Regions from separate parts of the Homo sapiens genome. Here region 1 is linked to region 2. A link is a loop called in an ENCODE intact Hi-C map of the cell type or tissue named here. Cell type or tissue: endothelial cell of umbilical vein. All regions are shown on one strand. Links, peaks and the distances in the headings refer to the core of each region. The heading gives the core; the rest is flanking DNA. Region 1 overlaps VPS13C (vacuolar protein sorting 13 homolog C). Region 2 has its middle 51 kb from the start of MIR8067.

Region 1 (11,887 bases), core at 1-5,000, 380 kb after region 2:
AATAATCCCTTTTAAAAGACATGTTTCCCATGTTTTTAAATGAAAAATAACAGTAGACTGCTGGTTTTTTAATATGTCTTTGTAGTGTTGAATAAATGCAAATAATTTTACATTTAAATTAAATAATTTTATTCCTTTTCTTGTTAGATGGGAAAAGTTAATTTCTGCATTTTTTGTATGAGACAGAATTTTAAGCACCTATTAGTTTAAAGCAATTGCATGCTATATATTGTGATAATGCTGTTTATATAAACAATGTAACTTCTCTGAGCCTTAAAAAATTATTTTATTTTTAATTGACACATGATTGTATATATTTATGGGGTATAGAGTGATATTTTGATAAATGTATACAATATGTAGTGATCAAATCTGGTAATTAGCATATTTATCACCTCGAACATTTATCATTTCTTTGTGTTGGGAACATTCAAGACCCTCTCTTCTAGCTATTTGAAGACATACAATAAGTTGTTGTTAACTATAGTCACCCTACAGTGCTATAGCATGCTAGAACTTATTCTCCTATCTGGTTGTGATGTTGTATCCATTAACCAATCTCTCCCTATCCTCTCCTCCCCCTACCCATCTCAGCCTTTAATAACCACAGTTCTACTCTCTAATTCTATGAGTTCAACTTCTTTAGCTGTCAGATGTGAATGAGAACATGCAGTATTTGTTTTTCTGTGCCAGACTTATTTCACTTAACATAATGTCCTCCAGGCTCATCCAAGTTGCTGTGAATGACCGGTTTTCATTTTTTTTAATGCCTGAGTAGTATTCTGTTTGTGTGTGTGTGTGTGTGTATCACATTTTCTTTATCCATTCATCCGTTGATAGACACTTAGATTGATTGCATATGTTAGCTATTGTCACTAGTGCTGCAGTAAACATGGGAGTGCAGACATCTCTTGATATACTCATTTCTTTTCTTTTGGGTATATACCCAGTAGTTGGATTGCTGGATCATACGGTAGTTCTAGTTTCAGTTTTTTGAGGAGCCTCCATACTGTTTTCCATAATAGCTGTATTAAGTTATATTTCCACTCTCAGTGTGTAAGCATTCCCTTTTCTCCACTTCTTTGACAGCGTTTGTGATTTTTTTTGTCTTTTTTATAATAACTATTCTAACTGGGGTGAGATAATATCTCACTGTGGTTTTGATTTGCACTTTCCTGATGATTATTGATCTTGAACATTTTTTCATATACTTGTTGGCCATTTGTATGTCTCCTTTTCAGAAATATTTATTCAGATCGTTTGCCTATTTTAAAATCAGATTATTTGTTTTCTTGCTGTTGAGTTCCTTGTATAGTTCCTTGTATATTCTAGAAATTAATCCCTTGTCTTTGATAGGTGGTGCAGCAGGAGTTGTATCTCGAATCACCGGTTCTGTTGGGAAAGGTTTGGCAGCAATTACAATGGACAAGGAATATCAGCAAAAAAGAAGAGAAGAGTTGAGTCGACAGCCCAGAGATTTTGGAGACAGCCTGGCCAGAGGAGGAAAGGGCTTTCTGCGAGTAAGTTCTTTGCTGAATCTTTAAGAAATCTGCAACTTAAAAAAAAGTGTATTCTAGCTGGTTGTGTGAAACTTAGAATGCTGCTTATGAGTCTAGGCCTGTAGGAATAGAAAGAATGATAAATGATGGACTTCCCAGTTTCCTTTTTGCTCCCCTTCCCCATTGTCACCACCAGATCTATCCCCTGAATTGTCAGATTTCATAAAACTGTAATGATGACAGGGTAGTACTGGTGTAGAAGGCGAGGAAGTGAGAAGCAGAGATACATGGTACCTATGGAAACTAGAGGGAGAAGGAGCTCTGCAGGTCATCAGCAATTGACTGTTTCTGTGGAAGGGATGTGTGAAAATTAATTGTTGATAATCCAGGAACTGCCTTTCATTACTTTTTAATACTTTTAAAATTATATAGGTAATATATGAATACTGCTTAATTATATAGGTGATGTATGAATATTCTTATAATTATAAGAACTTAAAAGTTATTGTTAATAAGTAAATAAAACATTATAAGTAAGGCTAGAATACCCTAATCATCTCATCTGTTTCCAATTTAAGTGTGTATCCATCAGTTCTCTTTCTGTGTGTTCATAGAATATACAGGTATTTTACTACCATTACTTCATAATGATTAAAAATGTATTAGTATATTCATGTTTTAATTTTGGAAATAATTTCAGGAAACTGCTGTGTTTTTTGATAGTAATTTGTAATGTTGGGTGTTACAGTTACTAAGGCACTTTATTTGCCAGGTTATTACCTGTCCCTGGGAGGGCCCTTTATTTTCAGTTTTCTACACTTCCACTAAGTTACAATGTAATCCCCTTAAAATTTATAATTAGATAGTAAATATTATTTGGCTCAACTCACTCATTTTGCTGATGTGGAAACTGAGACTTAAAGAGATTTCAGCTACCCATGGTTACGTAGCTGATTGGTGTCATAGCCAGATTTAAAATCCTTTTACCTGCTTTACTCCTGTTTCTTTTATAAAATTTATAAAATGCTTTCATTTAAGATTTGCTGTGATATGATATTTGAAAAATCATAGTGCTAACTTATATGTGTATGTTGTTCACATTATCAAGTTAAGTCTTCAATTTTTGTTGTTGTTGTTGTTATTTCCAGTATGTCTGTAGAGACCTCTAGTGGTTGGTTTAAAATTAAACACCTTCCATTCAGTCTAAACTATATGATTGATTTCTCTTTCAGGGAGTTGTTGGTGGAGTGACTGGAATAATAACAAAACCTGTGGAAGGTATGTTGAAAATATTTCCTTCCTTTACAAAGTCTGAAGACTTGATGCTATTAGTAAACATAGTAGATGTTATTGCTGCTATATACTTGATTGAGAAAATTACTGACTGAATTTTATATTCGTAGCCTTAAGTTGCTCAATGAATGTATTTTCCTTAGAAAGCAGAGAGGTTAAGTAGTAGATCATGCTTCAGACTTTGAATGCTATTTTTAGCAGGGCCAGAGATAAACTAGATTTGTTTGGGTCCTCAGTAGCAATTTACTCAGTTTTGCTGTTGTTGTTTTTATCCCATTAAAAAAGCACATTGCTTATTCAGTGCAACCCTTATCAAAATCCCAGTTGGTTTCTTTGCAGAAATTGACAAGCCAAGTCCAAAATTTATATGGCCATTCCAGGGATCCCAGATAGCCAAAAAAAAAGTCTTGAAAAAGAACAAAGTTGGAGGACTTCTACTTCCCAAATTGAAAACTTACTGTAAAGCTACAGTAACTAAGACAGTGTAGTACTAACATAAGGATAGACATATAGAACAGTGGGATACTATTCAGAAATAGAGTTCAGAAGGAGTCAGAAATAGACTCTTACTTATGGTTAACTGATCTTCGACAAGGATGTCAAGATAATTCAATAGGAAAGAACCGTCCTCAAGAAATTTGCTGGGACAACTTCATATCTATGAGCAAAAGAACAAAATTGGACCCCTACCTGTACCATATATAAAAATGAGTTCACAATGGATTAAATACCTAAATGTAAGAGCAAAACCATTAAACTCAGAGGAAAATATAGGAGTCAATCTTCATGACTTTGGATTAGGCAAAACTTTGCTAGAAAAGATACATAAATTGGACTTCATCAAATACATAAATTGAACTTCATCAAAATTTAAAATTTTTGTGCTTCAAAGGACAACCATGAAGACAGGGAAAAGACAGCCCACAGAATGGAAGAAAATTTTTGCAAATCATATATGTGATAAAAGACATATCTAGAAAATATAGAGAACTATTAAAAATCAACAATAAAAAGACAACACAATTTTAAATGAGCAAAAGATATGAATAGACATTTCTCCAAAGAAGATATACATATGGCCAATAAACACATAAAAGGATGGTAAACATCATTAGTCGACAGGGAAATGCGAGTCAAAACTATGAGATACCGTTTCACACCTACTGGGATGGCTAGAATCAAGTGTTAAGAGGATGTGGAGAAATTGGAACCCTCATACACTACTAGTGGGACTGTAAAATAATGCAGTCATTTTGGAAGAAAATAGTCTGTCAGTGCTTCAAAAAGTTAAACACAGAGTCACCATGTGTCCCAGCAATTCTACTCCTAGGTTTATACCCAGAAGATTTGAAAACAGGTGTTCAAACAAAAACTGTGCACAAATGTTCATAGCACCATTATTCAAAATAACCAAAAGATGGAAACAACCCAAATGTCCATCACCTGATACATGAATAAACAAAAGGTGATATTTTCATACATTAGAGTAGTACTCAGTCATAAAAAGGAATCATGTACTGGTACTTGTTACAAAATGGATGAACCTTGAAAACATGATGCTAAGTAGAAAAAAAAGTCACAGTACACCACATATTACATAATTCCATTTGTCTGAAATGTCCAGAATAGGCAAATCCATAGGGATAGAAAGTATCTGTAGGTGGTTACCTAGTCTGGAGGTGGGGAGGGGCAGGGAGGAATGGAGGTACACTGAGTAAGATTTGGTGGGGAGAGGCTGGGGGAAATAGGGAATGATTGCTAATGGAAAGGGGGTTTCTTTTTAAAATGATAAACATTTTCTGAAATGGATTGTGGTGATAGTTGTAGAAGTCTGAACATACTAAAAGCTAATTTATCCTAAAATTTAATTTGTACATTTTAAATGGTAAATTTTATGGTATATGAATTGCATTTCAATAAAGTTGTTATATATTTTTTTAAAAGCACACTCCTTGAAAAATCTAACGGTCAGCATTAAAAAAGAGAATGTTTACTGGTCCCTTCTTACACCTGCAAGTTGCAGGTACTGATGAGACTCCTAGATCAGTAGTTCTCAAACTTGAGCATGTGTCAGGATCACCTGGAGTGCTTAGAAAAACATAAATGCTGGCCCCGCCCCCAGAGTTTCTGATTCAGTAGGTCTGGGGTGGGGCCCAGGAATGCGCATTTCTAACACACTTTGAGAAACCACTATTTTATCACATTAGGATTACATTTAACTTCTTTAGAAAGCCAAATTTTTGTAACTTCCTGGGTAAAACAGTTCAGTATCTGGCCCAGGTTTTGGTTGAGCTCAAACTTGCTCATTTAAAAATATCTTTATCCATTCATGGTCATTGGTTTTCTGAAGGTGCCAAAAAGGAAGGAGCTGCTGGATTCTTTAAAGGAATTGGAAAAGGGCTTGTGGGTGCTGTGGCCCGTCCAACTGGTGGAATCGTAGATATGGCCAGTAGTACCTTCCAAGGCATTCAGAGGTAATTGAGTACATACTATGTGCAAGGTATGTGTCTGTGTGCTAATTATTACAAGGAATACATAAATAGATTAGATTATTTGCCTGCTCCTAAGGATCTTAAAGTCTAATTGAAAGCTGTGGTAGCTTTAAAACATAGAGTGCCTCCAGAAAGGAATAAGAAAAGACATATTTTGCGAACATGGTGAAACCCCATCTCTACTAAAAATACAAAAATTAGTTGGGCGTGGTGGCGGGCACCTGTAATCCTAGCTACTCGGGAGGCTGAGGCATGAGAACCGCGTGAACCTAGGAGGCGGAGGTTGCAGTGAGCTGAGATCGTGCCACTGCACTCCAGCCTGGGCAACAGAGGGAGACTTTGTCTCAAAAAAAAAAAAAAAAAAAGAAAAAAGAAAAGAAAAGAGACATATTTTATGGCTAAATTTCTCTTTTATTCAACAAATGTTTATTACCTACCATGTGCCAAGCCCTGTGCTAGACACCAAGGATACAAAGAGTAGATGAGCTAGGCCCTGCTTTTATTATTTTGATATTTCTTTTTATTTTAGAAAAGGTTGGGGGATTTGGAGTCAGACAGACTTGGTTTTAATACTTTTGCATTATTTGGGGAAAGCTATTTAAAATTACTGATTGTTTTTTGTGAAATATTTATGTATTTAATCAACACACACATTATTTTGAAAGACTCTCACGTATTTTCTTACACTTACTCTGATGCCTTATTCAGGGCAGCAGAATCAACTGAGGAAGTATCTAGCCTCCGTCCCCCTCGCCTGATCCATGAAGATGGCATCATTCGTCCTTATGACAGACAGGAATCTGAGGGCTCTGACTTACTTGAGGTAAATTTTGTTCTTCATGGTCACGAGTGAAATGGAATTTTAATGATTTCTAGGCCCAGGATTTCCTAGGTGGTTCTTAAAGTTCCTGATTCTTGAACTGCTTTAAGTATTATACATAGTTTCTAGAGTAGAATTTGATTGTTTTTCATTTTAGCATGTGTTAAATGGAAATTACAGATGATTTTTTTTCTACATGGGAGCAAAGCTTTTTTTTGTGTGCAGAAAAGATAATGTTAAGTCATAGGCTATATCACTATTTCTGTGATAGCTCATTTAGTTAACATTGTTAATTTTGTTTTCCTGCTTTGTAGCTGATTATTGGAACTTCATTGCTTCCATTTCTCCCAACCAAATTAATTTATTTGCACTACTTTGTAAATCTAGATTTATTCCAGTAACTAGAACTAGATGAGAGAATAAAAGATTATGTATAATTATGATCTTGTTAAACCTTAAAAAAAATTTAAGAGCTTTTTGGCTTTTATTTTAGTTTTAACTTGATTATATTTTGATAATATATACATATATAAATTGCTATTCTCCCATGACAGGCTTTCCCCCAAAAGAAATGTATTAATATTTTTCTACCTTGACTTTAAAATAAAATGCCTCTTAATTGTTCTTCCTTTGGTTTTTATTGTATATGATTACGTTTTATCTATCTTTCTGCATGCTTCTAACTTTATTTTCTTTGTTTTTCTGCCTGCACAGCAAGAACTGGAAATACAGGAATAAATGTTTCCTAAACTACTACTTGATTTCATCCTTAAAAATCAAAACAAACTGTGGTGTTAATTGACTGTGTGTGAATTCCATTGTCAATTTTAATGAAATTTTCTTTAAAACTCTCACCTCCATCTGAACTTTTCATAGTAGTGGGATTGACTACAAATAAAAACTTGTGGTATTCCTGGTAATACTGTCCAGAAATAAGAGATTAGTATAAAATATTAAAGGATGCAGAGAATCAGCTCTCTTCTGCGTTTAATAGATGAAAGCCTTTATTGAGCTCAGAAGCAGATACTGTTACTATCATTTCGAAAATTTTATCTTATGGTGTTCATGTGCATTTCAGGTAAAATTGAAAAACAGGACAATTATTATGTCCAATTAATATGTTTATGTTTGTGAGTCTTGATGATGGAATTACATAGCTTTCTGTTTCACAAATGGCTCTAAATTTGCTTAAGTTACGGGACTATTACCTGGAGCATCTGCTTTAATAATTGAATTGTCAGTTGCTCTGAGCCTGCCCTTAGACCTCAAGTAATAAATAGTTGGCACATGAATTTTGAGGATATGTTTCCTCTTCCCTCTTTTTCCTATTTAACCCCTTGGTACTGTTGCTAAATAAATGATAGCCATTTTATAATTATGTTATATACATTTTCAGCCTTTAGCATTTCTGCTTTTCAAAAATTGAATCTCCTTGTTGGTTATGCTTATTTCATAATTATTAGTTTTAATTAATGTAGATAGAAGTTGAACATGTAATTAGGCAAATTGCTGTGTGGCACTTGAATACATAGATTTCTTTATTTTCAAAAACCAACCTTTTGCTTTTAAATCCTTAGAGAGGGTTTATTATCTTAGAGAAAAAATAATTATAATCATTATTTTTGAAATTAGTATCCTCTTAATTCTCAACATAAGTTATGTTTCAATTTCTTTTTTTTGTAATAAATGATGGAAATGTTTAACAATGTCTTATCTAGCAACTTTCATGCTTCTCCTCAGAAATGAAGCCAAAGTATAAACTTAGATTTAATGTGTTGTATATTTGAAGAGAATGAAACTATTAACATATAATTGTTCAGTTGGATTATGTATTTTAAGGATTGCAGTTATCAAAATAATAAATTGAATGTTTTATGTTTAACCACTTTAAAGAAGAAAGACTGACATCCAAAAACCAGCGTGTGCTAGATATACAAAGGAAATTACTTCTGTCCTTAAGGGACCAAGTATAACAAAACATGTAACTGTTAAAAGTAGCTGACAAACCTTTCTTGTGCCTAGATAATTTAGCATTGGCAAAAATGTCACCACATGCAGTTTTCTAGGAGAGTCAAGCACAAATAACTAATTCAAGATGCTGACTTAAATCATCTCCAATAGTTACCCTTCCTGAGATTCTAAAGTAACAATTTTTAATTTTACTGGTTATATTGCTGTTTTACTGAGACTTACTTTTAAGAACCCCTGTAACTTAAGATTTTTTCTTAATTGTTTTGTTTAGCTCTGTTATTAATTTTTTCCTTGTGATATCTTTTTATAACTCTCTGTCAAAAAGCACAAAACTTCAAGAAACTTTTAATTATTTTGTCTGAACATATAATCTTGTCTGATTTCTTAGTTTTTATTAAGATATCAGACAACTTTTAAAACTTTAGTGCATTATTATAATTACTGGAAGAAAAAGAATGATTATACACTAATGAGAGGACTTGGTAGTTTTTGTCGTGGATGTCAAGTGTGGGCATGGATAATTGAAATATTTAGGCTATTTCATTCTTTGCCCATCTTGCTGTGATCAGTTAGTTGGGTAAAAATATTTATTGATTATTTAGACTGTACTGGATATACAAAAGAAGCCTTCTGTCCTTAAGGGACCGAGTAAAACAAAACATGGAAATATTAAAGAGTATTAGAGTATAAAAGTATATCTTTTTAGCCCTTTGTAATATGGCCAAATTCTAAATAATTTATTTGGGGATCTTTTGATCCTCATGTTCCTTTTTCTCCTAAGTACTACTTTGTATTCTTTAATATGCAGCTTTGAGAGTTACTGAATCATATATTATATTTCCATGAGATGTACTATTCTACTTATCCTCTAATCTTCATATATATATACACACACACATATATATACACATACATATATACACACGTACATATATGTACACATACAGATATACATACACACAAACACATATATACACACATACATATACACACATATATATACACATACAAATATACACATATATACACATACATATATATACACACATACAAATATACCCATATGTACACATACATATATACACATACATATATACACACACATATACACACATATATACGCAAACATACACATATTTACACATACATATATACATACATTATATGTATGTATATATAGTCATTTAATACTCATTTTGGTTCACATACTTATGATCATGCAACGTTTAAAACAGCATTTCTTGCTTTTTAGTTTTAGTTATATTTTTCCATGTTCTTAGAAATGCCTCATTAACATTTTTAATTCTTGTATTGCCATCTATTGAGGTGACATTACATTGTGTTTTTATCTCGTCTTAATTCATGACATTAAATTATTCTACTAACAGTAATAATGCTGTAATAAACATCATTATAGATTTTGCTTTTTTATATCTTGTTTGCTTTTTCATATTTCCTTAGAATTTACTTGAAAAAATTGAATTACTGGGTAAAGGGCTTTTGCAAAGTATTGTTAAATTCCTCGAGTTGCATTTTTGGAAAGGGGACGTGAATATTTTATCAACTAATTTGGTCTCCCTGCTGCCATTAGTGACTGAATATCTTAATCTGAATCTCAGAGTGTAGTGGGTTTTTAGTAGTGCTGAAGACAAGTTTTCTAAAGTGTATTATGGTGATAAATTATATTTTAAAAACTGTCAATGGCTTGAAGCACAATAGCCTAATAACTAACGAAAATACATACAAGATAGAAAGTGGGTAGTATTTCTTGTACTTGCATTTCAGATCTAAATATTTTAACATATTTAAATTTCAAGCTGCAGATAAATGCATTACATTATTAAATTCATTTCCCATTTTCTCTTTGAAGAAATTAAGGCAAAAGTGTTAAAAGATTTTAACTAATTCGCACAAGTGAATTGTGAAACAAGTAGCTATTGCTGTGAAATCTGCACTCCTCTCTGAGACTCATTCTGAAGATGAGATCCCAGTTCTTTGTGGATTCCTCTTCCTTATTCATGGCTTTTTGCAATTGTCAAGGAATGACTAGGTACCAAGCAACTTTAAAAAATGTATATTTAAGCATTGAAATAATATCAAATGTGATTTCTCTGCTTGTGGTTATATTGATTATATTATCCTTTTAATAATATTGGCATTATATTCTTGGTCGTAAAATGTCAAGGTCTTATTTATTCAGTATATTTATGTTCTGTATTTTCATATATATTATCTATTTTCAGCCATGCATTATATATAATGTCAGTAATAGTATTTCATTAGCATTCATTATAAAAAAACTCGTTTTTAATATTTGACTAATTCAAGTCACAGTACTTTTGAGATAGCTGAAAAGGAAAATAAATGTGTTTTAATGTGCTACTACTTATACTTGAATTATTTTATGCTCATATTTGTTTTTAGAAATAAATTGTGCCAGCTATTTTGAAATCTTAGAAATTGTTCATATTAATATTGTCATATTTTCTTTTCTATAAGAAATATAATTTGATATATAAATATACTTCCCCACGCATGTTTAACGTATAAGATCAAATGTTCAAAGCATTAAACATTAATTATCTTGGAATTTTATTATGTGTATAATATCTACTAATACCTCTATGTAAACCAGTGGTTCTTAATCTTTGAGATCACAGACCCCCCTCTGTGATTAAAAAAAAACTGACAAAAAATATTAACTGCCCTGAAAAAAGTTTTAGAACTACGTTTTCAAAATTTTCTATTTTATGTTAGGTGGTTCAGAGACCCACCGCAAAGTGCTACCAGTGACCCCTATTTCAAATCCCCTGTAATGTTAATGTAGTTATTTTATATTAGCATATGTTTCTTAATTAAAGTGTGTGATAATTGCTGGTAGATATTTTAATATTTCTAAGTTACTACAGAACAAAATGTATTTTACCAGAAGACCACTTGGTAAGCATTTATTACATGTTTTTCTTTTAAGGCAACAGTGGAAGTTAACTTACAAACATGCTGTGAATATTTTTCTAGCTTCATGTACCAATATGTAGAATTGTGCTTTTATTTCTAATTAATTTTTTCCTAACACTATTATTATAATTAGCTAATATGCAGTATTGTAAATACTACTTAAATGCATAACTTCCCAAATCTAGAGCCTGGTTTCCTTTTCAGAATCATATCAAAAAGTTGGAAGGAGAGACTTACCGATACCACTGTGCTATTCCTGGAAGCAAGAAGACAATCCTTATGGTTACAAATAGGTACTGACTTGAAGTGACATTTTTCCAAATAGTACTTAGTTGCATAGGTCACAAGAATTTTGAAGGCTAAAATGGCAGAAGAGTTGGAAAATTGTACTTAAAATTCTCCAAAGTGAATGGCAAAATGTTCATTTTCATAGAATCACAATACAGATCTAAATAGGTCCTTTGAGATTTTCTTTTCCGACCTCCTCATCTGAAAGATGCTGAAACTGAGACTCAGTGTGGCTTAGGGACTTATCCAAGTTACACAACCACTGAGAGAATGTAGACTAGGCTTTATACCTGTAATAGTGATACCCTTTTTCATGAATTACAAGTCCAGTTATGGAGGATTAATTCATGAATCACTTTTGTTACTAAGTTTTATTTTGAGTGATTAGCATACCCCTTTTAAAGGGTGGCATTACTTCTATATGTTTATCTCAGCTTTTCCTAAGCATTTGGTTGTGGTAGATTTTTCCAAATAGAAGAACTTATAGTAAACTACCAAGCTTATTTTCCTGGGATCTATCCTAGATAATAAAATTATCCCAAAATGACAATTATATATTAATAATT
Region 2 (12,800 bases), core at 2,817-7,816:
GGCCAAGTGCCTACCCTGCCTTCACTTGGCTGTGGCCTTAGCCAAATCCTAGGTGTGGGATATGGTACTTGCACTGTGAAAGTACAGAAGAGTATCTTTAGTATGTTACCATTTGTGGAGAGAGAAGGACCGTGTGTGTGTGTGTGTGTGTGTGTGTGTGTGTGTGTGTTGTGTGTAAGTACTATGACAATATACATAAAACATGCTTGAAAGTGGTCTCAGAGCCAGACTGGGTCTGGCTGCGTTTTCTTGAGGCTCAAAAATGAGAAGCAAACTAGGAAAGAAGGGGATTTATTGCTGTAACTGGATACAGAGAGAAGGCTGGAGATAACTCCACCAGACCAACTCGAAATGTTACAGTATTCTTAGTGTTTATATAGGTTGGGGTTATGTGTCTACGTACAGTATAGCATTCGCCTAAGTCCACTGATAACTAATTTTGTTTCAACTAGAAGGTCAGAGGCAAAAAATGCTTGCTAAGTCTGATTAAGCTGTGAGGGCCCTGGTACCTTCAAGGTCTGTCTACTGTGGTACCTGAATGATTATTTCTATCTTACCTCCCTTACAGCTTGGTCTGGAGACTGCCTTAGACCCTCCGATGAATCTATTCAAACAGCTGCCTCTGTTACCTTGACTCGTCTCAGATTCCGTCGACCCGAGACAAGGAATATAAGACTGTCTCTATTATTTTGACTTGCTCCAGGTTAGGGAGAAGCCTATGCAAGGGTCCTACTGACCATATGTTTCATTTTTAGCTTTGATACCTGGGCACGGATTTCCCTAGGTTTAACTATTTGCTCAATGTTAAGGCAGCTCTGTGGAAATTTGTTTGTATAACTGGAGTGCGGTGCAGGGCTCTCTGTGTGACTGTCATGAAGGCCTGTCTGTGTGACTATCAGGGAGAATTGGCCTGCCACAAAAGGATTCATACAAAACTCAGGAGAGAGAAACAGGGTGGCTGGGAGATATTTCACTTCTGTACCTTCTGAGTTTGGGACTATGTGAATTTATCATTCTTTCAAAAAGTGAACAAAAAGTTAATTTCCTCCTTCCTTTCTGTGTCCCGACCCCCAGTGAAAAAAAGGGTTAGAGAATCAGATATACCTGGGTGTTCAAATCCCAGCTCTGTCTGAGTGATCTTAGGCAAGCAATTAACCTCTAATACCCCATTTTTTTAATCTACGCAATAGAGGTAAAAATAGTAACTGTCTCATATGGTGGTTGTGAGAATTAAATGGGATTGCTAGCATGGTGCCTGGTGAAGCGCTCAAAGCTTCAAACAGTGGTAGTAATAAGGGTAATAACAATAGCAATATTCTCTGATCTCTCTGGGCCTCTGGTAGCCAGCTATAAATTTGATCTCTTTCCCCGTCGCTTCCACCCTTATTGAGTTCTTTGAGAAACAAATGAGACTATAGGCTTGGAAATGCCATGAAAACATGTCAGCTGTGATTGAGAGTAAGGAATTGTTGACTGGGGAATAGTTATTATAGCTATTGTTACTGGCCAGCCAGCTGCTCCTCTGCCTGTTTTGTCCTGACTTAACCTTTCTGTATTTGCAGTATATCAAGGAGGTAACCAAAGACAGAGATGCCCTCAGGCTGGAGTCATACAAGAATAGGTAGGATGGGGGAGGGTGGGATGGGAGGTGTGGGGCCCTTAGCGTGGGTGATGTGCTGGGAGGTGGGAAGGCTGCAGGTGAGCATGGTGAGGTGATCATACAGGTTTGCATGTGTGCACAGGCTACGCTTTAGGGCCGGCTGTGCCCCTGACTCATGCTTTGGCCTCGGGGAACTCATGTCTTCTCTCTGGACTGCCACCTGTGACTTTTGATTCCTGAGGTCCCTTCCAATGCCATGGTTCTGTGGTTGTGGGGTGAGGTGAGGATAGAGGAGCAGTCCTTTCTGCTCTTCATTGATTCCACAGTAGTCCTTTCTGTTCTTTGTTCATTCTTTTCTCTACTGCCTCTGGCCATAGCCAAAACAACGAGGACCGGAAGCAGAAGAACTCAGAACTAGAAGAGAAGCTTCAAGTCCTAGTGACCGAAGATTTCGACTCAATCTGAAGCAACTGCAAAGGAAGCTGGAGAGGGCTAAGATCCTGCTTCTGGCAAGAGGCTGCAGCCCCAGGGGTGGTGGGAGCCCCATCCAGCTGGGGACATGGTCTAGGGATCATGCAGGTTATGGGGAGGCTCCAGCCAAGAGCCGGAAAATTTGGGTCCTTGTTCTGGTCCTGCCATAGAATCCTCTAGAGACTGCTAAAAATCTACAAACTGGGCCCTGCCATAGACCTGGGGAACCAGAATCTCAGGGTTAGGGCTTAAATTTGTTTTAAATGCATCATGGATGAAAACCATTATTATATAGATTATACTTATATGGCTAGCTCATGAGCCTGTTTATTTCCTTCTGAGGTTCAAGCCAACACTTCAACTATTCCACGGTGATAATAGATAGCAGAGTTTTTGTTTGTTTGTTTTTTTCTTGGGATGGGGCCTCCCTCTATCACTAGGGCTGGAGTGCAGTGGCATGACCTCGGCTCACTGCAACCTCCACCTCCCAGGCTCAAGCGATCCTCCTGCCTCAGCCTCTCAAGTAGCTGGGACTACAGGTGCATGCCACCACTCCTGGGTAATTTTTGTATTTGTACAGATGGGGCTTTGCCATGTTGCCCAGGTTGGTCTTGAACTCCTGACCTCAAGCAATCCACCCACCTCAGCCTCCCAAAGTGTTGTTATTATAGGCATGAGCCACCATCCTTGGCCTGAGATCTTTTTAAAAATTATTTAATATTTTATTTCTAAAGCAAAGCAACTTCACAGTAGAGATCTTTATTGACCAAGTTGTACATTGAGCCCAGCTCTAGACCTTTTAAAGGGCACTGTGTGGAATGGCCCAGGATCCCCAGATCTGAACTTCTCACTCTTTACCATTCAATTTGATTCTAGGAAATCAGCGCGAAACAGTCTTAGATTCCCTGCCTCCAGACCTTATTTTCCTGCCTCATAGAGCTTTATGTTACTGTCCTTTTGAGAGAATCCAGATTCAGACTTTCAGTTCTGTGGCTGTGGGCCAAAACCAACAAAGTCCCAAATCCTCTGTCCTTGGGAGCTTGAGGAGAGTTTACCAGTTCATGGTCCTAGTGGGTCTGATAACTTTGCCTTTAAAATCCACTCCTGGCCCCTGCCTACTGCTTCATGGCCTGGGGAATAGAGTGGAGGGGGCCACCCTTGGTCACCTTCCTTTGACTCTCCCAAGGAAACAGCACAACCAGGAAATTGTGGATCAACTAGAATCACACTAGTAATGTAATTTCTTTGCTCACAGCATGACTGCTGGGTTTGGGGGGCACTCAGATGTAGAGGTGCTAGTCTCGTCTTGCTGACCCCCAGCCTGGGAAGAAGGCTCACCCCCCAGGTTCCACCTCATCCCCACAGGGTCCCTGATAACCTGGTCCCATGGGTGGGCCTGTCCTGGGGCATTGGTGGCATTCTGGGGGCATGTCCCTTGCTGTGCCATCTCTGCCTCCCCCAGTAAGAGCTGTGTCTTCCTCTTCCTATAGGAAAAGCAAGAAAGCCAGCAAAACCAGGGAGAGCCCTAAAGAGGCAGTTAGAGGTGAGTGGAGGGTGTGAAGTTCCCTCCTGTCCTCTGGAGAATGTTGCTTTCCTTCTCTTTCAGCATCTGCTCGGCTTTTCTCCCAAAAGTTCAAATCAGACAATTGGAATCTTGATGTTTGAGAAAGCAGAAATGAAGACAGCACTGTATCACACTGAACGTGCTGCTGCCAGGCAGTTTGAAGGTGGGAATCTGGGCACCCGTCATCCTTCAACCTGCTGCTTTGACAGGATTTTAGGGGTAGTCCTTTGGGCCCCATCTCAACCTCTCTCATTTCAGAAGAGTCCACAGATCTGGCCAGCTGCCTGCAGTATTCCCAGCAGTTTACGGGAGAATTGGAACGAACTCTCTTTGCTCTCTCCACGCAGCAGAAGAACATGGACAGTGTGAGTCCTACAGCCTCCCTCATCCCCTGGCAGCCCAGCTTCCCAGATGGAGGAGTTGAAGCTGGTTATGAAGCCCTTGATGCTAACCAGCAGTTACAGCAGGCCATGGAGGAGCGGGCACAGCTGGAAGTACACCTGGGGCAGGTGAGGCTTTGCAGAGGGAGGGATGTGGAAGGAAGATGACCCCAGGTGGCCAGGAGCGTGTGAGGACCAGTGACAGCCCTTCCTAACTTCTGTGCCCATTCTTGCAGGTAATGGGGTCACTGAAACAACTACAGATGGAGAAAGATCAACACGCTGAGAATCTGAAAGGAGAGAGCGCCTTGTGGTGGCAGAGGATGCGGGAGATGTCAGAGCAGGTGAGACCTGACCCTTCAGCCCCCACCGTAGATAGGTCACTTGATTGTTCCAGGCATCTGTGAAATGGGAGGAGCACAGCCAGAGGTGGTCATGGGTCTGGGCTTTGTGGAGGTAGGGGCAGAGAGGGAGATGGTAGCTTGTCCAGCTGCCAGCCCCTCTCTGCAGGGCCCTTTCCCCCTGTGCTTTGGGCAGGTGCACGCGTTGAGGGAGGAGACGGTGCATAGCATGAGTCGAGTACAGGAGCTGGAGACGATCTTGGCTGAACTAAGGAACCAGATGGGTAAGCTGGGGCTGGGGTGACCTGGGAGCAGGACTGGCATCAGAGGGCTGTGGGGATGGCTTAGAATGCCAGAGAGGTGGATGCATGGAAAGGCTTTGAGGCAGAGGGAAAGAGGTCTGTGCCAGGAGGCGGCAAGTCTTGTAATCGTCATGAGCCTCAATGTCCCCATCAGCAAAGAGGAAAAAGTGTGTGTTGTCAGCCACCCACAGTTGTCTCTATCTGAAAGTGGCTTGGAAGATTGGCTACCATCAGGGTGCAAGGAATCATTAGCAGGGAGGCCAAGTTTGGGGAGCCTGAGGGGTGCAGTGGATCAAGAGGAGGGTTTTTTTTTTTTTGAGAATGCAGAGGGTTTTTTTGAGAATCATTAGCAGGGAGGCCAAGTCTGGGGAGCCCGAGAGGAGCTGTGTACCAAGAGGAGGGTGTTTTTGAGAATCCAGAGGCCGTTATTGTCTGCTTCCTTTCTCAGCTGAATCCCACCCCTGGAGCCCCCAGCAGGGGGCGCAGCCCTCATGTGAAGCGGCACTTCTGAGGGGACCTGTGAGCCAGAGCCCTGCTTTGATGGCTGTGGATGAGAGGCGATGATTTTTCTAATCTGCCTCCATCCTTCCCAGTGCCGTGGGAGGCAGACACCAAGTTCTGGGGTCTGCAGCTGCAGCAGCAGCTACAGGCAGAGGCTGAGCACCTGTGGGAGGAGCTGGAAAGTCTAGCAGGACAGCTCCAGTGGGCCCACATGCAAGACAATGAGGACTTGAAATGCCTGAACTGGGAGCAGGAGAGGCTGCTGGAGCTGGGGCGGGTGGCTGAGCTCTGAGGGGAGCAGGCGGAGGTATGCAGGCAAACCCTGGGGACCGTGCAAAATGACCTCACCACCATCAGCCCCACACTCTCCCAGAACCCTGAGCTCAAGGAGCAGCTACAGAGAGCAGCTTTGTAAAACTGGTGCATCCCACCTGGGGAGACTGCCCTCCTCCCCAGCCCTCTAGGCCTTTGTTTCCCCATCTGTTAAGTGGGGCAGTGTAGCCCTCATGTGAAGTGGCACTTCTGAAGGGACCTGTGAGCCAGAGCCCTGGTTTGATGGCTATGGGGGAGAGGGGATCATTTTTCTAATCTGCCTCCATCCTTCCCGGCGCCATGGGAGGCAGACACCAAGTTCTGCGGTCTCCAGCTGCAGTGGGTGGCGTGATTGCTTCTCTCTGTCCAGAACAGTGAGAATATGGAGATCAACAATGCACTTTAGTCTGAGCAGCATGTCAAGGAGGAGCTGCAGGAGAAGCTGGGCGAGCTGTAGGAGATGGTAGCCCCTGCTGATTATGCCACTGCAAGGGAGAAGGGAAGAGAGAAGAGAGAGGCAGCTACATTGTACATTGCCCAGACTACTACTTCCTCATCACTGTCCTCTGCCCAGGAGGGGCCCAGTTAGGGTCACTCTGTGGCACAGACTGGCCGTCTGGAAGAACAGTGCCTTTCTCTTCCCTGACTTTGGTACACCTTCCTCCAGCCTGCTGTGGCTGCCACAGGTCAGAACCTGCTGCTGTCTTTTGCTGAACTCCAGGGGGAGCGAGGTCCTCATGTATTCATGAAGGAGGCCGTGCAGCCCCTGCTTTGAGCTTTGGCCATTCAAAATGCTGCCTAGCAGCCCAAGGCCTGGGCAAACCATATCCACACCCCCGAGTGGCTCCAAGCATGCATGACTGTCACTGTCATTGCGTGAGTATCTGTCATACCTGTTCCACACTCTTGTGTCCATGCCACTGAGGCACCTTCTCTCCTGCATGGCCCCCTAATGCCCTGCTTTGTTCTGTGACAGACGCCAAAGACAATGCTGCATCTGTCTAGCCACCTGCCAATGACACCGTGTTACCTGGTGGTGTCCCTTGCCCTGGTGCCAGTCTTGCTAGCATAGCGGCACCTCAGGTTCATGCTTCCTCCTCCTCTGCCCACTGCCCTCCTGTACCTACTATGGATTCTCTTCTCTTTTCACAAGTAGTTTGTTCCCTAGGGCCAGGTGCCCTTCCTGGGGACTGGGCTGGGGGAAGGCTGAGACTGGGCTTTTCCTTGAGGTTTGGGGAGATAGAATATTGTTGGAATGAGCTTGGGAACTTGGCTCACCTGTCCTCGGTGATTCTTACAGAAATTGAATGACCATCTCATATGTTTCTTCCCACACAGAATCATCATGCTAGCCCCAATCTCATGGATGAAAGCAAGTGAGTGTCTCTTATCAGGGCAGCAGTCTCTAGGCTGAGGGAGTCAGGGAGGCCACTGTCTAACACCTTCTTTCCCATTGAGCCACCTGCACCCCTGACGCCTGTGTCTCTGCCCTTAGGACCTTCTCATTAACCGAGAGCCTGCAACAACTCTCCCAACAGCTCAATGGCGTTGTTTCTGAGGAACTTCAGAAATTGAGGGGAGTGCGGGGGAAAGGAAAGTATGATAGAAAGAAACTGAGGCAGGAATCACCAGAGAGAGGAAAGATCCTGGGACTGGCCGATTTGCTGGGCCATGTTGAGGAAGTTGCCTCTTCCCTGAGGCTTCTTCCTTGAGGCTGTTCACATGAAGGAGTTGTACCCCGTGGCTGGTTACATCATTTTATCCTACTGTAGAAACACCAGATGAGAGCTGCTTGGGAGGAAGGGATGGTGGGGAGATAAAAACCATGAGAGAAGTTGGCACAAAGAGGTTATGGGATGAAGGGTCCAAGTTAGGCAGAAAAGAAAATGTTGTCAGTTGCTGGGGAAGAAAGGAAGTCAGAGGGCTTAGACATGGAGGGGACAGAAGATTTCCATGCGCACTCTCATCTCTTGTAGTCAGCAACAGGTATCTGTGCGGAGGGCTCTGGATCATCCGCTACCCTGAAGGATCTGGAAGTAAGAGGCCCTGGGCCATGACCCAGTGACCCTGCAGGCCAGCCCTCCAACCTCCTCCCACAGTGGGGGCTGGGTGCCCCTCTGCCATCTGAGACCTCTCACACCCTCCCCCCAACCCTAATGATTGCTCTCTCTACCTCTCCCCTCGATCCTCCTCCAACTCCTCCTCTCTTCACGTGCCTCAGAGCAGATACCAAGAGGTAACAGTCGCCCTGGACTCGAGTTATATAACAATCAGTCGACGGAATAAAACCATCGAGTCATTGGTAAGAGTTCAATGGGGTCCACCAATTCCACGCTGCAAGTCCTGGGCTCCAGTTTCCCCTTGGGGCCCTGAAGAAAGGGCTGAGGGTCCCTGATGCCAAGGGCAAATGGGGAGCAGGGGGGCCGAGGCCTCAGCTAGAGGGACCCCAGAGCACGGAGCATGCATCATGGCTCTTCTGTTGCTGCCCTCTTTGCCTACTGTCTCTTCTTCAGATACCCATGCTCCAGCCCTTGCCACACATGTCCTGGGGTTGTGGCTTCTCAGGGAAGCACTGGCCTGATTGGTTGTCAGGAGCCCCGTATTTCCACTCTGACTCAGGCCCTAATTTGCTCTTTGATTCTGGGCAAGCCACCTCTCCTCCTTGGGCTTGTGTTTCCCGAGGAGGTAGAGTTAGAAAGTATCAAAAGTCTCTGTTAGCTCTGAGAGTCCACGATTTAAAGGTCCAGTAGAATGTAAGCCTCAGGGCCAAGGGATCCTGTCTGTCCTTTTCTGTCCTACATCTCTGCTATGAAGAACCATACCTGGCCTGTATGTGCTCAGTCAATGTTTGTTGAGTGAATGCACCTTTCTAAATCACAAGCTGGTAGAAGGGTGAGCTTTTCTCAGACTCCATCTCTAAAGGTTTATGTTACTGTCCTTTCGGGAGAATCCAGATTCGGACTTTCAGTTCTGTGGCCGTGGGCCAAAACCAACAAAGACCCAAATCCTCTGTCCTTGGGAGCTTGAGGAGAGTTTACCAGTTCATGGTCCTAGTGGGTCTGAGAACTTTGCCTTTAAAATCCATTTCTGGCCCCTGTCTACCGCTTCCTGGTCTGGGGAATAGAGTGGAGGGGGCCATCCTTGGTCACCTTCCTTTGACTCTCCCCGCAGAAACAGCACAACCAAAAACTTGTCAAGCAACTAGAAGAAATGATTTGTTTGCTCACGGCATGACTGCTGGGTTTGGGGGGCACTCAGATGTAGAGGCCCCAGTCTCGTCTTGCCCACCCCCAGCCTGGGGAAAAAGGCTCACTCCCCAGATTCCACCTCATCCCCACAGGGTCCCTGATAACCTGGTCCCATGGGTGGGCCTGTCCTGGGGCATTGGTGGCATTCTAGGGGCATGTCCCTTGCTGTGCCATCTCTGCCTCCCCCTAGTAAGAGCTCTGTCTTCCTCTTCCTATAGGAAAAGCAAGAAAGCCAGCAAAACCGGGGAGCCCTAAAGAGGCAATTACAGGTGAGTGGAGGGTGTGAAGTTCCCTCCTGTCCTCTGGAGAATGTTGCTTTCCTCCTCTTTCAGCATTTGCTTGGCTTTTCTCCTAAAGGTTCAATTCAGATAATTAGAGTCTTGATGTTTGAGAAAGCAGAATTGAAGACAACACTGTATCACAATGAACGTGCTGCCAGGCAGTTTGAATGTGGGAATCTGGGCACCCGTCATCCTTCAACCTGGTGCTTTGACAGGCCTTTAGGGGGAGTCCTTTGGGCCCCATCTCAACCTCTCTCATTCTAGAAGAGGCCGAGGATCTGGCCAGCCATCTGCTGTATTCCTGGCAGCATGTGGGAGAGTTGGAGCAGGAGCAGAGGAAGGCAGATAGGGTGAGTCCAACCGCCTGCCCCATACCCTGGCAGCCCGGCTTTCCAGATGGAGGAGTGAGGGACCTTTAGGTCCCTTCTGCGGGATGGAGTGTCCTGCCCAGAAAGCAGCATGGGCCATTTCTCGCTGCTTTTGTGCGTGCTTGTTAGAGTCAGCCTGGGGCTGTGTCGGCTGCTGTGGGTGAGTTGGGGGGTGCTGTGGGGAGCGAGCACTGGATGCAGAGCTCGGAGGCCAAGTGCCTACCCTGCCCTTACCTGGCTGTGGCCTTGGTCAAGTCCTAGGTGGGAGATATGGTACTTGCACTGTGAAGGTACAGAAGAGTATCTTTAGTATGTTAACATTTGTGCAGAGAGAGGGAACACGTGTGTGTGTGTACTATGATAATATACATAAAACATGTCTGCAAGGATTTGTAAAAAACTCAGGAGAAAGGACCAGGGTGGCTGGGAGATATTTCCCTTCTGTATTTTCTGAGTTTTGGACTATGAGAATGTACCCTTCAAAAACTGAACACAAGATTATCCCCCTTTCCATCTGTGCCCCCACCCCCAGCTGTTAAAAGTGGAGGGTGTCCAGCTTCTTGACGTCTTGAACAAAGAACTGGACAAAATGCACAAACAAAGCGAGGAAGGAATGAAAGGACTTACTGAAACTGAAAGCACACTCCACAGTGTGGGAGCGCACCCGAGCATAAGGGCTCAAAGGCACCATTACAGAATTTTTGGGAGTTTACCCCCTAGAGGATTCCATTGGTTACTTGGGGTATGCCCTATGTAAATGGAGAGGATGAAGTAAAGTTACAAAGTCATTTAGCCATAGGCCCCATAGAGAGGATATTTCCTGTTATAGCTGAAGTGTGAACAGGCCTTATGTTCCCTGCCTCCAGATCCTATTTTCCTGCCTCACAGCGAAAAAATGGGCTTAGAGAATCAGATATACCTGGGTGTTCAAATCCCAGCTCTGTCTGAATGATCTTAGACAAGCACTTAACCTCTAATACCCCATGTTTTTCAACGACACAATAGAGGTGATAATAGTAACTGTCTCCTATGGTGGTTGTGAGGATTAAATGGGATTGTTAGCATGGTGCCTGGTGAAGCACTCAATAAAGGTTCCAACAATGGCAGTCATAACGGTAATAACAATAGTAATATTCTCTTTTTTCTCTGGGCCTCTGGTAGCCAGCTGTAAATTCGATCTCTTTCCCTGTCCCTTCCACCCTTACTGAGTTATTTGAGAAACAAATGAGACTGTGGGCTTGGAAATGCCTTGCAAACATGTCAGGCGTGATTGAGAGTGAGGAAGTGTTACTGTGGAATAGTCACTGTAGCTGTCGTTCCTAGTCTGCCAGCTGCTTCTCTGCCTGCTGTATCCTGACTTCACCTTTCTGTATTTTCAGTACAACAACCAGTTAACCAGAGACAGCGATGCCCTCAGGCTGGAGTTATACAATAACAGGTAGGACGGGGGAGGGTGGGATGGGAGGTGTGGGGCCCTTAGTGTGGGTGATGTGCTGGGAGGTGGAAGGGCTGCATGTGAGCATGGTGACGTGGTCACACAGGTTTGAATGCGTGCACAGGCTACGCTTTAGGGCCAGCTGTGCCTCTGACTCATGGGATAGCCTTGGGGAACTCATGTCTTCTCTCTGGCCCGCCACCTGTGACTTTTGATTCCTGAGGTCCCTTCCAGTGCCATGGTTCTGTGGTTGTGGGGTGAGGGTAGAGGGCTGATCACCAAAGCAGCCCTTTCTGTTCTTTGTTCATTCCTTTCTCTACTGCCTCTGGCCGTAGCAACAGCAATAAGGAGCTGAAGCAGGAGAACTCAGCTTTGGCAGAGCAGCTTCAAGTTGTACTGATTGACAAGGCAGGGATGCAGTGTGACTTGGAGGAGCTGAAAAAGAAACTGGAACTCACTGAGCTCACGCTTCAACAGGTGAGAGGCTGCAGCCCTAGGGGTGGTGGGGTATGGGAAGGCTCCAGCCAAGAGCTGGAAAATTTGAGTCCTTGTTCTGGTCCTGCCATAGAATCCTCTAGAGACTGCTAAAAATCTACAGATTGGGGCCCTGCCATAGATCTGGGGAATCAGAATCTCAGGGTTAGGGCTTAAATTTTTTTTTTTAAATGCAGCGTAGATGAAAATCATTATTTTATAGATTACACTTATACGGCTAGCTCATGAGCCTGTTTATTTCCTTCTGAGGTTCAAGCCAACACTTCGACTATTCCACGGTAATAATAGAGAGTAGATTTCTTATTTGTTTGTTTGTTTTGGGACAGGGTCTCGCTCTGTCACCTGGGCTGGAGTGCAGTGGCGTGATCTCGGCTCATTGCAACCTTCGGCCTTCCATGCTCAAGCAATCCTCCTGCCTCAGCCTCTCAAGTAGCTGGGACTATAGGCGCATGCCACCACGCCTGGGTAATTTTTGTATTTGTAGAGACAAGGCTTCGCCATGTTGCCCAGGCTGGTCTCTAACTCCTGAGCTCAAGCAATCCACCCACCTCAGCCTCCCAAAGTGTTGGGATTACAGGCATGGGCTACCATCCCCGGCCTGAGATCTCTTTAAAATTACCTAATTTTTTATTTCTAAAGGAAAGCACCTTCACAGTAGAGATCTTTATTGACCAAGTTGTACATTGAACCTAGCTCTAGCCCTTTTAAGGGGCACTGTGTGGAACAGCCCAGGCTCCTCAGATTGAAACTTCTCTTTCTTCATCATTCAGTTATCTAGCTGGTGTGAAGCCCCTGATGCTAACCAGCAGTTACAGCAGCCCACAGACGAACGGGCACAGCTGGAAGCACACCTGGGGCAGGTGAGGCTTTGCAGAGGGAGGGATGTGGAAGGAAGGTGACCCCAGGGGGCCAGAAGCATGTGAGGACCAGACAGCCCTTCCTAACTTCTGTGCCCATTCTTGCAGGTGATGGAGTGGCTGAAGTATCTGCAAATGGAGAGAGAGCAGTATGCCGAGTATCTGCATGGAGAGAGTGCCATGTGGTGGCAGAGGATGCGGGAGATGTCAGAGCAGGTGAGACCTGACCCTTCAGCCCCCACCGTAGATAGGTCACTTGATTGTTCCAGGCATCTGTGAAATGGGAGGAGCACAGCCAGAGGTGGTCATGGGTCTGGGCTTTGTGGAGGTAGGGGCAGAGAGGGAGATGGTAGCTTGTCCAGCTGCCAGCCCCTCTCTGCAGGGCCCTTTCCCCCTGTGCTTTGGGCAGGTGCACACGTTGAGGGAGGAGAGAGTGCACAGCATGAGTCGAGTACAGGAGCTGGAGACGATCTTGGCTGAACTAAGGAACCAGGTGGGTAAGCTGGGGCTGGGGTGACCTGGGAGCAGGACTGGCATCAGAGGGCTGTGGGGATGGCTTAGAATGCCAGAGAGGTGGATGCATGGAAAGGCTTTGAGGCAGAGGGAAAGAGGTCTGTGCCAGGAGACGGCAAGTCTTGTCATCTC

Evidence for each region. Peaks named below come from ENCODE experiments on the same cell type or tissue, not always from the same donor. Only the 100,000 strongest peaks of a DNase experiment are listed, where the experiment ranks them.
Region 1: it touches region 2 in a loop (13-fold over the local background); 16 of 110 quality-filtered maps call a loop at or near these places.

Annotation. Positions count from the first base shown.
Region 1 is chr15:61,862,879-61,874,765 of GRCh38, reverse strand. VPS13C (vacuolar protein sorting 13 homolog C) reads left to right here. Exons shown (of 85, transcript NM_020821.3): 78 at 1,357-1,520; 79 at 2,732-2,777; 80 at 5,143-5,266; 81 at 5,993-6,107; 82 at 11,238-11,326. All of the region lies in intron 2 of LOC124903501 (a long non-coding RNA gene), which reads right to left. Among named protein-coding and RNA genes, the nearest start is that of LINC02349, 140 kb to the right of the region's middle. In endothelial cell of umbilical vein, for the core only: no CTCF peak of the experiment used is centred there; a DNase peak (open chromatin) is centred at 2,675.
Region 2 is chr15:62,246,877-62,259,676 of GRCh38, reverse strand. It overlaps the pseudogene GOLGA2P11. Among named protein-coding and RNA genes, the nearest start is that of MIR8067, 51 kb to the left of the region's middle. RefSeq lists a silencer at 5,033-5,327 and an enhancer at 5,049-5,941. In endothelial cell of umbilical vein, for the core only: a CTCF peak has its summit at 5,127 (motif pointing right); a DNase peak (open chromatin) is centred at 5,166; H3K27me3 peaks cover 237 bases.